2 separate regions of the Homo sapiens genome follow, and region 1 is linked to region 2. A link is an interaction called in ENCODE POLR2A ChIA-PET data of the cell type or tissue named here. Cell type or tissue: endothelial cell of umbilical vein. All regions are shown on one strand. Links, peaks and the distances in the headings refer to the core of each region. The heading gives the core; the rest is flanking DNA.

What was found. ChIA-PET counts read pairs that join two places held together with the same protein. Peaks named below come from ENCODE experiments on the same cell type or tissue, not always from the same donor. Only the 100,000 strongest peaks of a DNase experiment are listed, where the experiment ranks them.
Region 1: POLR2A ChIA-PET joins it to region 2 with 6 read pairs; 2 of 35 experiments call an interaction of 5 or more read pairs at or near these places.

What each region holds. Positions count from the first base shown.
Region 1 is chr4:90,565,765-90,573,879 of GRCh38, forward strand. The region is part of intron 5 of CCSER1 (coiled-coil serine rich protein 1); the gene reads left to right. Among named protein-coding and RNA genes, the nearest start is that of CCSER1, 440 kb to the left of the region's middle. In endothelial cell of umbilical vein, for the core only: no CTCF peak of the experiment used is centred there; no DNase peak of the experiment used is centred there.
Region 2 is chr4:91,321,562-91,329,676 of GRCh38, forward strand. The region is part of intron 10 of CCSER1 (coiled-coil serine rich protein 1); the gene reads left to right. LOC124900733 (a long non-coding RNA gene) reads right to left here and starts at 3,640. Exons shown (of 4, transcript XR_007058191.1): 1 at 3,553-3,640. In endothelial cell of umbilical vein, for the core only: no CTCF peak of the experiment used is centred there; a DNase peak (open chromatin) is centred at 4,140.

The sequences.
Region 1 (8,115 bases), core at 1,516-5,515, 760 kb before region 2:
TGTGTGGTTTTTGTCTGTCATTCTGTTAATATGATGTGTCATATTTATTTATTTACATATGTTGAACTATCCTTTCATCACTAGGATGAATCCCTCTTGATTTTTTTTTTTTTTTTGAGACAGTCTTGCTCTATCACCCAGGGTGGAGTGCAGAAGCGCAATCTTGGCTCACTGCAGCCTCTGCCTCCCGGGTTCAAGTGATTCTCCTGCCTCATCCCTAGTAGCTGGGACTACAGGCACATGCCACCACGGCCAGCTAATTTTTGTATTTTTTTTTTTTTTTTTAGTGGACCATGTTAGTCAAGTTGGTCTCAAACTCCTGACCTCAAATGATCCACCTGCCTCGACCTCCCAAAGTGCTGGGATTACAGGCATCAGCCACCACACCAAGCCACAAATGATCTTTTTAATGTGCTGTTAAATTTAGTTTGCTAGTATTTTCTTTAGGATTTTTGCATCTCTGTCCATCAGAGATATTGGTCTGTAGTTTTATTAATAGTGTCTTTGCCTGGCTTTGGTATTAGAGTGAGACTGGCTTTTTATTATAGGTTTGGAAATATTCTTTCCTCTTCTGTTTTTTGGATGAGTTTAAGAAGAATTGGTATTTAATTATTCTTTAAATGTTTAATATGATTAAGCAGTTAGTATCTTGATCTCCTCTGTAAATTAAAAAAAAAAAGTAGCTAAGCCATCAGTTCCTGGGCTTTTCTGTGATGGGATAGTTTTCATCACTGATTTGATCTCCTTACTAGTTACTGTATCTTACTGTATGCATCAAGGGCTTTATTCATTTCTTCCAGGTTATTCATTTTGTTGGTGTAGAATTGTTCACAATTACCTTTTTTTTTTTTTTTTTAAGACGGAGTCTCGCTCTGTCGCCCAGGCTGGAGTGCAGTGGCGCAATCTCGGCTCACTGCAAGGTCCGCCTCCAGGGTTCACGCCATTCTCCTGCCTCAGCCTCCCGAATAGCTGGGACTACAGACGCCCGCCACCACGCCCAGCTAATTTTGTGTATTTTTAGTAGAGACGGGGTTTCACCGTGTTAGCCAGGATGTTCTCAATCTCCTGACCTCGTGATCCGCCCATCTCGGCCTCCCAAAGTGCTGGGATTACAGGCATGAGCCACAGCGCCCGGCCACCTTTTATTCTTTGTATTTTACTTGTATCAATTGTAACGTCTCCTTTCATTTATTTGAGTCTTCTGTCTTTTCTGTTAGCTTAGCTAAAGGTTTATTGGTTTTGCTTACTTAAAAAAAAAAACAAAAACAAAAACAAAAAAACCTCTTGGTTTCCTTTAATTTTTTCTATTGGCTTTCTACTTTCCATTTCATTAGTTTCTGCTTAGATATTTATTATTTTCCTTTTTCTACTAACTTTGGGCTTAGTCTTTTCTTGTTTTTCTAGTATCCTGATTTTCAACATTTTGTGATCTTTCTCATTTTTTGATGTCGGTGTTTCTTCTATAAACTTCCCCTTTTGAACTGCTGTTGCTGTTTCCCATAGGTTTTGATATGTTATGTTTCCATTTTCTTTTGTCTCTGGATTTTTTTTTTTTTTTTGACGGAGCCCAGGCTGGAGCGCAGTGGCGCCATCTCGGCTCACTGCAACCTCCGCCTTCCAGGTTCAAGCGATTCTCCTGCCTCAGCCTTCCGAGTAGCTGGGTTTACAGACATGCACCACTACGCTTTCCTAATTTTGTATTCTTAGTAGAGACGGGGTTTCTCCATGTTGGTCAGGCTGGTCTCAAACTCCCGACCTCAGGTGATCTGCCTGCCTCGGCCTCCCAAAGTGCTGGGATGACAGGCATGAGCCATTGCACCCAGCCAGAAATTTTTTTTTTAATGATTTTTTTTTTTTTTTTGACAAGGTCTTACTCTGTCACCCAGGCTCTAGGGCAGTGGTATGATCACAGCTCACTGCAGCCTCAGCCTTCATGGGCATAGGTGATCCTCCCACCTCAGCCTCCCAAAGAGCTGGGACTGCAGGCACACACCACCATGTGTAGCTAATTTTTGTATTTTATATAGAGACAGAGTTTTACTATGCTGCCTAAGCTTGTCTTGAACTCCTGGGCTCAAGTGATCTGCCCGCTTCAGCCTCCCAAAGTGCTGGAATCATAGGCATGAGCCATTATTCCCCCCAACCTGATGAAATTTTTAATTTTACTTTTAATTTCTTCATTGATCCATTGGTTGTTCATGAGCATGTTGTTTAATTTCCATGTATTTGTGAATTTTTTGAAGTTTCTTCCGTTATTTCTAATTTTATACCGTGTCATCAGAAAATATATTTGATACAATTTCAATCTTATTAAAGTTGTTAAAATTTGTTTTGTGGCCTAACATGATCTGTCCTGGAGAATGTTCCAGGTGCAGTTGAGAATAATATGTATTCTTCAGCTGTTAATTAGATTTAGTTGATCTAGATTATATTTTAAGTCGGATGTTTCCTTATTGGTTTTCTGTCTGGATGATCTGTTTATTGCTGAAAGTGGGCTGTTGAAGTCTATTACTATTTCTGTATTGTAGTCCATCTCTCCCTTCAAATCTGTTAACATTCGCTTTATATGTTTAATTGCTATGCTGTTGGGTGCATATATATAATTCTTATATTCTCTTGCTGAATTGACCCCTTTATCATGATATAATGATGTTCTTGTCTCTTTTTACACTTTTTGACACATTGTGTATTTTATCTGATTTAAGTTTGGTTATTTCTACTCTCTTTTGGTTTCCACTGCAGGAATATATTTTTTCACTCATTCACTTAAAGCCCATGTGTGTCTCTACAAGTAAAGTGAGTCTCTTTAGGCAGCATATAGATGGCTCTTGTACTTTAATCCATTCAGCCACTCAGTCTTTTGATTAGAAAATTTAATCCATTTACATTCTAGATAATTATTGATAGGTAAGTACAAACTACCACCATTTTGTCCATTTTGTTAGGTTTTTTTAGTTGTTTCATAGATCTTTTGCTTTTTTACTTCCTCTCTTGCTTTTTTTTTTTTTTTTCCTTTTTGAGACAGTCTCACTCTGTCGCCCAGGCTGCAATGCAGTGGCACCGTGCCGTGTCGGCTCACTGCAACCTCTGTCTCCTGGGATCAAGCAATTCTCCTGCCTCAGCCTCCAAAGTAGCTGGGATTACAGGCGCCCACCACCACGCTCGGCTAATTTTTATATTTGTAGTAGAGACAGGATTTCACCATGTTGGTCAGGCTGATCTCCAACTCCTGACCTCAGGTGATCCCAAAGTGCTGGGATTACAGGCATGAGCCACCATGCCTGGCCTCTTGCTTTCTTTTTTGTGGCTGATTTTATGTAGTTGTATGTTTTACTTTTTTGCTTTTTATTTTTTGTGTATCTACTATAGGATTTTGCTTTGTAGTTAACATGAGGCTTACAAAAACATATAACTGGTTATGTAAAGCTGATAACAATATAACTTTATTTCAAAAACAATACAAAATAAGAAAAAAAAAACATAACTCTGGTTGCTCATGGATAAGCAGAACCCAGAACAGACTGGTGCAAGAGAGAAGGGAACCCAGCTCCACATTTGTGGCCTGAAGCTCTGGACTGATTGGCAAAAATTTTAAAGCTGACAATACTGGAAGAGAACCTTTGATCAAAAACACTAGAAATTGATAGAGACGTGATACAGACACCATGATCAAAAAGAGAGGAAGCTCGGATGTCTGCTCAAAGTAGTTGGGCAACAGGACTGGCCCCTGGACTCAAAACAGACATAAGGAAGTGATGAGTGAAGGAACCTTGGGCACCACATGCCCACTGTGGACCTCTGAGATCCTAGCTACAGGAGTTCTTATGACCTCCATAGACCTTTAAACTGGCAGGAAGAGCTGCCCAAAGAACAGACAGAGGCACAATTTGTACCTATGTGGAGCCAGAAGGTTTTGCTGCATTGCGTTGTTTCAGCAAAACGTTACCATAGATGTCCATCTCTCAAGGCTCTCCATCTTGTGCTGAGTGGCTACAGCTCCTGCTGTCTGCTGGTCCAGGAGAGAGCAGGGCCACCACTGCTGCAGGACTGAGGTGCATCTGATCCATCCACCCCCTTGCCTGTTGACCTCTTCCAAGACCACCTGCCTGGCTGCTCCCACAGGAGAGTGCCTACAGCACAGATTCCACCGCCCCCATCTGAGTGCTTTGCTGTTGGCTTGGAGGCAGTTTGCCCCTCAGAATAGCCAGTGCAATAACTGAGGGGCCAGTGGACAAACCCACGGGTATGGTCCCAGTTCCTCAGGACTGGAAAGCACTTCTGAGGGATATAGAACTGAGATCTATGGCCTGAGCATGAACAAGGACGATGACCTCCCCTCTCCCCAGCTCTAAGAATACAGAGGACTGTGTCATGGCTTTGTGTGCCAGTATGGGAGCTGGGCATCCCTCCCTTCATAAGACCAGCCCAGGAAGGAGATGTCATGATAAATGTCTTCTTCCTTGGGAGTCCTGTGGTCTAGAATGTCTGGAATGACTCTGCGATCTAGGCTTGGAAGAAGCCTAGTTGGTCAGGCCTGCTCCCATGGCAGAGATTGGAGGGAGATCCATTGGGTTGGGGGACTGCAAGTTGAACTGGCCTCACTGCATTGGCTGGGCTGAAAACCCTGGGCTGTGGGCACTACACTAGTTACAAACCCATGGTGCCACTACCCTGCCTAAGGATGCTCTGCCCTTGAACCCACTGCATCACCAGACCACCTGCAGACATACCATGCAATCTGCTTTGACTCCGGCAAGCACAGGGGACTGATGGTCCCCTGGGAGTTGCATGCCTCCTGGTGACCTCCTTCAACATGGACTATCCCTAAGAGAGGGGGTGAATGCAGCCTACTAAAATCTTCCTTTAGGACAAAGGAAATGGGTGCAGCACCAGCAGTTAAAGGGGACAACACCAAGGTCTAGGAATGGACATGGAAAGGGAGTCATCTTTTGCCTCCGGTCTCCACACTGGAGCACTGCTGCAGACCCACTGAAATACTGAAGGTATGAGCATGGCAGAGTAAGAGCCTACTGAGCCTTACCCTTAAATGCCATCTACTGGACTGACACTTGAATTATACCACCAAACAAAAATATATTGTGTTTACGCCCAAGGCCTGTAAAACCCACCACAGGAACCTGTCTACAGCAAAGGAACCCTTACAGAGTCTTGGCCCTCTGAAAAAAAACATACAAGCAGCTAACAAACATATGAAAAAATGCTCAACATCACTAATCAGAGAAATGCAAATCAAAACCACAATGAGATACCATCTCACACCAGTCAGAATGGCTATTATTAAAAAGTAAAAAATAACAGAAGTTGGCCAATCTGCAGAGAAAAGGGAATGCTTATAACTGTTGGTGGGGATGTAAATTAGTCCAGTCCCCGTGGAAAACAGTTTGGAGATTTCTCAAAGAACTAAAAATAGAACAACCATTCAACCCAGCTATCTCATTACTGGGTATATACCCAAAGGAAAATAAATTGTTCTACCAAAAAGACACCTTCACTCATATGTTTATTGCAACACTATTCACAATAGTAAAGGGATGGAAGCAACCTAGATGCCCATCAGTGGTGGATTTGATAAAGAACATGTGGCACAGATACACCATGGAAAGCTGTGCAGCCATAAAAAAGAATGAAATCACGTCAATCATGTTCCATGTAACAACATGGATGTGGCTGGAGGTCATTGTCATTATCCTAAGAAGATTAATGCAGAAACAGAAAACCAAATACCACATATTCTTATGTATAAGTGGGACTTAAACCTTAGGAACACATGGACATAAAGATGGGACAATAGACAACAGAGACTCCAAAATGAGGGAGGGAGGAACGGGGGCAAGTGCTGAAAAACTAACTTTTGGGTCCTATTTTCACTGTCTTGGTGACAGGATCAATAGAAGCCTGAATCTTGGTTTCATGTAATATACCCTTATAACAAACTGGTACATGTACCACCTGAATTTAAAATTAAAATAAATAACACAAAAAATGCAGTTTTCTTCCACTAGTCTCATCATATTTTGAATTTTGATGTTACCATTTGCATATTTTATATTGCACATCTCTTAAATTATTGTAACTATTATTTTTAATGGTTTTGTGTTTTATATCTTATATTTAAGATATAAATAACTTATGCAGCACTATTAGAGTATTAGTTAATCTGAATTTGTGTACTTACTTGTACCAGTATTTTATACTTTCTGAATATTTTCATATTACTCATTGGCATTTTCTTTCATCTTGAATAATTACCTTTAGCAGTTTTTGTAAGACAGGTCTCATGGTGATGAAGTCACTCAGCTTTTGTTTGTACTTCATTTCTGAAGTACAGACTTGCTTAGTACAGCATTCTTGGTATTCAGGGTATTTTTCCTTCTAGGCTTTGAATATGTCATCTCAGTATCTCTTGGCTTGTAAGGTTTCAGCTAAGAAGTGTGCTGCTTGTAGTATTGGAACTCCCTTATATGTTGTCTCTTTTATCTTTCTGCTTTCAGAATACTCTCTTTGTCTTTGATATTTGACAATTTGGGCAGTCTTATTTTGGCTAAATCTGCTTGGAGAACATTTAACTTCTTGTACCTGGATCTTTACATCTTTATTCAGGTTTGGAAATTACCTACTACTATCTTGTTAAAGAAATTTTCTATCCTATTATGTTTCTCTTCTTTTTCTTTAACACCTATGACATGAAAGTTTGTTTAGATATTCTTCTTTAAATCTCATAAGTTTTTTCATTTCTTTTCATTTTTTCTCCTCTGCATTTGTTTAAATAACATATCTTTGAGCGCACGTTATTATTATTATTATTATTATCTTGTTGGATCAATTCTGCTCTTGATGCTTTCTACTGCATTTTTTTCATTTATTGTAGTTTTCTTCTCTGGGATTTCTGTTTGGTTTTTTAAAAGTATATGTTCATTAAATTTCTCATTCCGTTCACATGTTTTTCTTATTTTACTGGATTGTTTCTCTGGATCCTCTTGAAGTCCTCTGAGCTTTCTTAAAACAGTTTGAATTTTGTCAGGCAGTTTATACATCCTCATTTATTTAGGTTTAGCCATTGATACCATATTTTGTCTGTTTGGTAATGTCTTGTTTTTCTAATTATTCTTCATCCTTGTGATTGAGCATTGATGTCTGCTCATTTGAAGAAGTAAGACCTATTCCAGTCCTCATGGACTGGCTTTGTCTGGGAAAGCCCTGAGGTATATGTGGCACTAGGGTGCATTAGAAACCTGGGACAATTGTGGTCAGCACAGCACTGCCAGAACCCTGGGGACTACAACAGCAGGTGTGACTCCTGGGGTGGACTGCAAACTCAGTGCGCCTGTAGTGGGCATGGCATTGCCAGATGCTCAGGGAAGCTGTGGCCAATATGGCACATGCAGGTGACTGGGGCTTGCTACAGCAGGCACAGTGCTGGGATGTGCCTGAAGCACAGTGCAGCTGCATCCAGTGCAATGCTGCCAGAAGCCGTGGCCTGTTACAGCAGGCATCTTTCTGGGGCAGGGCAGAAGCTTGGTTCAGTTGCAGCTGGGTCAGGTCTGATGACTCAGTTCATGGATACTGTCCTGGAATATGGGACTATAGGGATATCCCTAGTGCTGGGTTTTATTGTGGTAGGCCCAGTGGTAGAGTCCACGGCAAAATCTTGTGCTTGCTTCCCTTCATTTCCACAAAGTGGATATTATCTCTCTCTATGCTGCACTGTCTTGTGTTGGGGAATGGGTAACATGGATGATGTAAAACAGTCTTTTCTAATTTCTTCAATGAGTGTTTTCTTATTATTTTCCTACAACCACATACTTTGATCTCTAAGTTGGTTTCTGTTGCTCTTGTGAATGTAGTTTTCTTGGGTGTATAGTTACTCAAATTGGTATTTCTGCAGAGAGAAAGTTGCTGGAGGGTCCTACTTCACCCCTCCCCCTCATATTTTTAATTTTAAAAGATATTCCTTCATATGTATTTTGCTATTGTATTTTTTAAAGTCCATATTGTTCATTTATTTACAGTAGCCAATTGACAAATAAAGCACCTGCTTCTATGTGAGCACCAAAAATATTTTAGATCCATCAATTCATAGTTTATAAAACACTA
Region 2 (8,115 bases), core at 2,567-6,566:
TAACTTATTTTTTTATTGTTCATGAAATACTATCTTTTTAAAAACTCTCTTTTTATTAGGAAATAGATTTATTTAGCTTTCAACTTAAGGTTTTTTATTTTTAAAATGTTTTATAAATGAAATCATGCTCACACTTAGTTTTCCAAATGTACTATCTTCTCTGCAAGAGCAGACAGAACCTTTGAGCATGCATGCCTTCCCATCCTCCCAGTCTTCAGTCATGAACATGTTCATCCTTTCCTCAAAGAAGCCTTCCAAGCTCCCTTCGATCATTTAAATTTATATTTTACTCTCTTATCACACCAAGAATTTCCATAGTAAAAGTTTTCCTTTTACAAGTACAATATTTGTGTTATTATTTGATTAACATCAGTCTTTGTCACAAAAATGGAATTCACTAAGGATAGGAAATGTTGATTTTTACCAACTGTTTTATCCTTAACATTTTAGGATAAATCAAGGAGGATTCAAAAGAGGCACTGAATGAATATCGGATGAATGAATGAATTATTTAAAATGCCACTGAAAACAGAAACATTTATAGGAAAAACAATGCTTTCTCCAAATTGTTTGTCTTTAGCAGGGTTAAAAATCCACTGAATTATATTGATATGAACAAAGCAAAATATACTTCACTTTTTATTTTTAATAAATATTTTTATATTCTTTAAGAATCTCTCCCCTCACTGATCTGTCCCTTGACAGAGAGAGGTGAGTGGCTCAATTTAATTTTTTCTTGTAAATTCATCCCAATTCAATAATGTAAACAATTGTAACTATCTGAGTCTCTGTAGATTTTAGCTCTTCCCCATATCCTCTTTAAGTTGATGTCCAAGTGTTTAAGTCAATATGATTTTGAAAGAGAATATATGAAAATTTGTGAAGAAATTGTTAATAAAACAACTACTTCTAAAAGTGATTTCAATACAGATTATACTCCAAACTCCTAAAGGGTGAATTCCAAGTCTTGTTTTTTTCACTTTTTTCCTTTTATTCAACACAATAACTAGCACATAGTAGTTGCTCAATAAAATTTGGTTAAATGAATGAATTAGAAATACATTATATTAATTAAATTAAGGGGAAACATGAACATTTAAAAGTTTCTGCTGAAAATTATGTGTCTAACCATTATTCACAATGTCTTTTCAGTGCATGACTTTGCTTCAGTTTAAAAAATAGATCTGAAAATCTGATAGCTTCAGTAGATATGAGGCCTAGCAAACATGCCAGATGAATAAAAGAAAACCCAGGTAGTGTGATCAAATTGCAAATCTGATTGTGTTATATAAGAAAAGGGGCTTTTTGATCAAATAGACTGTAAGGATAGAAGTAGAAATAGAGATAAAGATGTTGGAATCCAAAACAGTCTTTCAGTCTGATATCAGAAAAAGTAAAGCAGTAAAGTGAGGTTCTGTTTTCTCTTTTAAGATACAGTAAGATCTGCTGAGAGAGGAAAGCCCAAAATTTAGTTGGAGAAGTGGGATTAAGTATGAATAATTAATAGCCAAACCAGTAAAAGAGGAATATCCATTAGACCTGAGCAGAAACATGCGGGCTGGACTCATTGTAGCCAACAGGAAGATACCCAACCAGGCTGGAAGGGCAAGATACCTGGCAATCCTGAGGACAGGTGTTTGGTGACAGTCCAGGTTGCCTTTTCAGTGCAGATAAACAGATGGTCTCTGCTCTCAATAGGCAAAGAGCAGTGGTTCTCAAGCTTTAGTGTGCAACACCCAGAAAGCTCATTTTAAATGCAGATTCATAGGACTCCTCCTTAGAGGTTCTAATTCCTTAGGTTTAGGTTATGCCTCAGAATCTATGTTTTTATCTAGCACCCATGGAAATTCTGATGCCCTATTACTTTTTCAAAAACACTGAAGTACGAAGAAACATTAGTCTTTTTTCAAGTAAATTGAACTTTTGCTTATGAATGATTACCTAAAATGTACATAATGACATAAATAGAACTCTTGAATTATAGATATTTTAGGTCCTTCTACACTTAGGACACATTTAAGATACATAGGTTAAGATATTTACCTGAATTTCAATTTTGAACGATTTTTCTATAGCAAACAAAAAAGCAGTTTATCCCTCATTTAAACTTTGAACAATCTAAGAAGTCTAAGTTTTCTTTTTGTCAGAAACTCATTATGGTCAGTTTAACATAAGCTTTCTGAACATAACAAGGAAGACCTTGCTAGCGCAATGGCCTATGGATGCATAGTTCCATGGGGAATTTCTTGAATGGAATTCAATTTTCCTTAGACTGGAACTACTTGCCACACTAAAATCCTGCATTAGAGGCTAGGAAATTTTCTTTCTGTTTCTGCATCTCTGAAATATTTCACTAGAAAGCCTAGATTAAGCACAATTTTGTCTTTTGTATTCTCCGTCATTATGTAGTGGACTTTTGGTAAACATTCTGAAGAAAGGCATGCATTTGACATACAGCGACATCTAATTTCACTTATGATAATTTTGACTTCTTACAGATTGTTGTTAAAGCTGGAGATCATCTTAAAGTAATTTAATCAAATCTTACTTTACAATGGAAACAATTTAGGTAGAGAGACATGCCTAACATAATTCTGTCTAAATCAGGACTCCTGATTTATACATATAAGGTTTTATTTTGCATTTAACTGTTCTATCTCCAAAATTATAGTATTTATTCTTATATTATTTAATAGGTTTACTTTTTTCATAATTTGGAAAACATCAGTCTTTCGGGTCTATTTTATGGTAATGTACTATTTGTCGGAGTGTCAAAATGACTTAATTGCTAACTGTGCTCAGCAAAGTGTTTAGAAGAGAATTCTCGAGTGTTGTCAACGTCAACGTGCAATACATTTGTTCACACGAGCAAAATGTTGGTGACAAGTTTTGAAAATGTTGGATCTTTTAAATTTAAATTTCTAAAGAAGTTTTAAATTTTTAAGCTTAAAGAAAAATATTACATAGAACAATATTGTATTATTTAAGAATACAGTAGTTTATATTTACATATATTAACAGATGAATAACAACTATAAACCTCATAGGCAGTGTTATCAATTAGTGATGTCTTTGGCTCTGAGTAATAAACAAACAAAATATGACCCTAGAGTTGTTTGAATAAATACAGATTTTATTTCATTCTAGTACAGGAAATCTGGGAATAGCAATCTAGAGTTAATTGAGGGCCTTACTGAAATCAGCAAGGTGCCGGACTTTTTCTTAAGCCTTCAGTGTAGTATTGAGCATCTTTGGGGAACTGCTGGAAAGGCATGATTATGTTTTGAAATATGAGAAGGACATGGAATTTGGGAGGGGCCAAGGGCAGAATAATATGATTTGGCTCTGTGTTCCCACCCAAATCACATGACGAATTGTAATCCCCTAGTGTTGAAGGTGGGGCCTGGTGGGAGGTGATTGGATCATGAAGGCAGATTTCCCCCTTATTGTTCTAGTGATAGTGAATGGAAATGCAAAAGGCCATCGGACCTGTGGGGCAAGGGGCTTGGGGCCCTAAATAGCTTGGGGCTACCCTTTACCAAGAGGGAGTACCTTATTTCTAATTCCACAGGTGTCAAATGGGTTAGCAGTGGTCCTCTTTTTCTGTCTTCTTGTTTCACCAGCATAGTAGGTGGCTCTTGCCATTATTGTAATTAGATATGGCTGTTGCACATCTAAGCCTGTGCACATGGGTCCTAGGCAGGAAGAAGAAAGAAGAGTTACAAAGGCTTTTTTCCCAAAGAAGCTTTACTTGGAAAATGAAGCCATTTGACAGAAACTATTGCCAATATCTTACTGTTCATAAGTATGCCATGTGTCATCTATAGATGAAAGGGAGCAAGGGGTAGGCAGAAGTATTTTTAGCTAGTACATTATGATGCTGAGAAAACAATCAAGAGAAGGAAGGGAGAATGGGTAACAGATAGGCAGCTAGAAGAAGCTGCCAAGGGAATAATTAGATGAAGAAGGAGACCAAATCAACATAAGCTTTGGGCCAAGGTTAATAGCACTGCAGATTTTCAGCACAAAGATCAAATCTCAGCAGCAAGATTCTGGTAAAATAAAAGTCTCTCCTTTCATCCATTGCTCCTTCCAATACGGCACAAAGCTTCCCAGACTCAGAATTTGGCTGCCTGCCATATGACTAATATGTGAACCAATTCACTTATCTTCACTTTTATACTATTTCAGTTCCAGTATCAATATGACTTCAGCCTTCTCCATCTTCACAACAGACAAAGAAAAAAGAGTTTGGAAAGTATAATTAAATATTTATAACTTACACTGGTATTTTCTCAGAACAAAAGATTAGTTTTAGTTTGAGAAATGAAAATATTTCTTCATTGATTAGAACTTTATGAATCAAATTAGAAATGAACGTCCATCTTCAAAATTCCTAGAGTTTTCTTTGAAAGAGTAGCTTTGTTTTTTTTTTTAAGTTGTTAAATTTGCTTTTCTGAGTTTTGAATTCTCTAATTGCTAGACTGAGAATATGTCATAAATATGTACATTTGTGACATTTTAATAAAATCCTGCTCAGTAAAGTTACAAAACCTAGATTGATTAAATTAGCACATGTAGATCAAAATAAAAATGAGCTCTTCTTTTTATAACCACTGCATTATTCTGTTCTCACATTGCTATAAAGAACTACCCGAGACTGGGTAATTTATGATGAAAGAGGTTTAATTGACTCACAGTTCTGCAGGCTGTACAGAAAGCATGACTGGGAGGCCTCAGGAAACTTACAATCATGGCAGAAGGTGAAGGGGAAGTGAGCATGTCTTCAGGCCAGAGCAGGAGAAAGAGAGTAAAAGGGGAAGTGCTACACAACTTTATACAACCAGATCTTGTGAGAACTCATTCACTATCACTAGAACAGTAAGGGGGAAATCTGCCTTCATGATCCAATCACCTCCCACCAGGCCCTACCTTCAACACTGGGGGATAACAATTCATCATGTGATTTGCGTGGGAACACAGAACCAAATCATATTATTCTGCCCTTGGCCCCTCCCAAATTCCATGTCCTTCTCTTATTTCAAAACACAATCATGCCTTTCCAGCAGTTCCCCAGAGTCCTAACTCATTCCATCATTAAGTCAAAAGTCCATATCCAAAGTCTCATCTGACATACAGCAAGTCCCTTCTGCCTATGAGCCTGTAAAACAAAAAACAAGCTAGTTACTTCCAAGATACAATGGGGGTACTGGCATTGGTTAAATGCTCCCATTCCAAAATAAAGGAATTGGCCAAAACCAAGGGTCTGCAGGCCCCACCCAAGTCCAAAACCCAGCAGTGCCTCCATTAAATCTTAAAGCTTCAAACTAACTTCCTCTGACTCTATGTCTCACATCCAGGCCACTCTGACACAAAGGATGGACTACCAAGGCCTTGGGCAGCTCTGCCTCTGTGGCTCTGGAAGGCACAGCCCATGCAGCTATTTTCATGGACTGGCATAGAGTGCCTGCAACAGTTCCAGGCACATGGTACAAGCTGTTGGTGGATCTATCGTTCTGGGGTCTAGAATATGGTGGCCCTCTTCTCACAGCTTCACTAATCAGTGCCCCAGTGGGAACTCTATGTGGGGGCTCGAACCCCACATTTCCCCTCTGCACTTCCCTAGTAGAGTTTCTCCGTGAGGGCTCTACCCCTGTAGCAAACTTCTGCCTGGACATCCAGGTGTTTCCATAATCCTCTGAAATGTAGGTGGAGGCTCCCACTCCTCAACTCTTGTCTTCTGTGCACCCACAGGCCCAATACCACGGGGAAGCCACCAAGGCTTGGGGCTTACACCCTTTCAAGCAATGGTTGGAGCTGCACCTTGGTCCCTTTTAGCCATGGCTGGAGCTGGAGAGTCTGGGATGCCAGGCACCATGTCTCAAGGCAGCACAGAGCAGCAGGGCCCTAAGCCTGGCCCATGAAACCATTTTTCCCTCCTAGGCCTCCAGGCCTGTGATGGGAGGGGCTGCCATGAAGGTCTCTGAAATGCCCTGGGGGCATTTTCCCCATTGTCTTGGCTTTTAACATTTGACTCCTCTTTTCTTATGCAAATTTCTGTAGTTGACTTGAATTTCTCCTGAGAAAATAGCTTTTTATTTTCTATCACATGGCCAGGCTGCAAATTTTCCAAGCTTTTATGCTCTACTTCCCCTTTAAATATAAGTTCCAAATTCAGGTCATTTCTTTGTTTCTGCAAATGAGCATAGGCTTTTAGAAGCAGCCAGGCCAAATCTTACATGCTTTTGCTCCTTTGAGATTTGTTCCAGCAGATACCCTAAATCATTTCTCTCAATCTCAAAGTTCCACAGATCTCTAGAGTGAGGCACAATGCCACCAGTCTCTTTGCTAAAGCATAACAAGAATGACCTTTACTCCAGTTCCCAATAAGTTCCTCATCTCCATCTGAGACCACCTCAGCCTGGACTTCATTATCCATGTAACTATCAGAATTTTGGTCACAACCATTCAACAGGTCTCTAGAATGCTTCAATCTTCTCAATTTCCTGCCTTCTTCTGAGCCTTAAAAACTGTCCTAACTTCTGCCCATTACCCAGTTCCAAAGCTGCTTCCACATTTTTAGGTATCTTTATAGCAAGACCCAACTCCTGATTTCAATTTTCTGTATTAGTCCATTTTCACACTGCTATAAAGAACTACCTTAGACTGGGTAATTTATGAAGAAAAGAGGTTTAATTGACTCACAGTTACACAGGCTGTACAGGAAAGCTGTCTGAGAGGCCTCAGGAAACTTACAATCATGGCCAAAGGTAAAGGGGAAGTAAGCACATCCTCACATCAGAGCAGGAAAGAAAGTGTAGGAGGAAGTAGTACACATTTTTAAACAACCAGACCTTGTGAAAACTCACTCACTATCACAAGAACAGCAAAGGAGAAGTCTGCCCCCATGATCCAATCACTTCCTACCAGGCCTCACCTTCAACATTGCAGATTACAATTCAACAGGAGAGTTGAGTGGGGACAGACAGCCAAACCATATCAACCACAGAAATATTTTCCGAACCACTTGGATTTTAGATTTCAGTAAAACTTACCTGAATTATTTGTACTCATTAATTAACAGTGAAAGTTTAGTTAAATTATGTGATAAAGGGACCCTATAAAATAAAATAAAACACTTTTGGCACCTGGGAATGTAGACACAATGCATATTTATTTTATTTTGTATGTTATTATTAAAGAGTTGATATGGTTTGGCTGTGTCCTCACCCAAATATCACCTTGAATTGTAATGATCCCCACATGTCAAGGATGGGACCACGTAGAGATAGTTGAATCATGGTAGCAGTTTCCCCCCTACTGTTCTCATGGTAGTGAATAGGTCTCATGAGATCTGAGGGATTTATAAGTGGGAGTTCCCCTGCAAAAGCTCTCTTGCCTGCCGCCATGTAAGATGTGACTTTGCTCCTCATTTGCCTTCTGACGTGATTGTGAGGCCTCCTCAGCCATGTGGAGATGTCAGTCAATTAAACCTCTTTCCTTTATAAATTACCCAGTCTCAGTTTTATCTTTATTAGCAGAATGAGAACAGATTAATACTCTTGTATTAGTATAATATCACATAGAACTCTAATTTATCTTCCACACAAAAAGAGTAGTTAAAATATCTGTGAAAAATAATACACTGAAATGTAAAGGGAAAAATATTTTGAACATATTGATCTTATATCCAGCAATGCTGCTAAGCAATTTTTTAAAAATCATCTTTTCTACAAATAATGACAACTCTAATTTCTGATGCTGTGTGTTAATTTTCTTTTACAATTTACTAAGTAGAATTCACAATAAAATGTTAAACAGAAATAACACAGGTACATTTTTCCCATTTCTGAGTTCAAGGGAAATGCTGTTAAAATATTATCATTAAGTATGAGTTTCCCATATTATTTAGTTTTATGGGTGTGTTAGTCATGTTGGGATCCCATGACTGGGTGGCTTTAAACAGCATGTATTTGTCACAGTTTTGGAGAACGAAAACTCCAAGATCAAGGTGCTAGCAGATCAAGGTGCCACCAGTGTCTGGTGAGGACCCTCTTCCTGGTTGACAGATGGCTATGTTCTTGTTGTGTCTTCACATGGCAGTGTCTAAGTCAT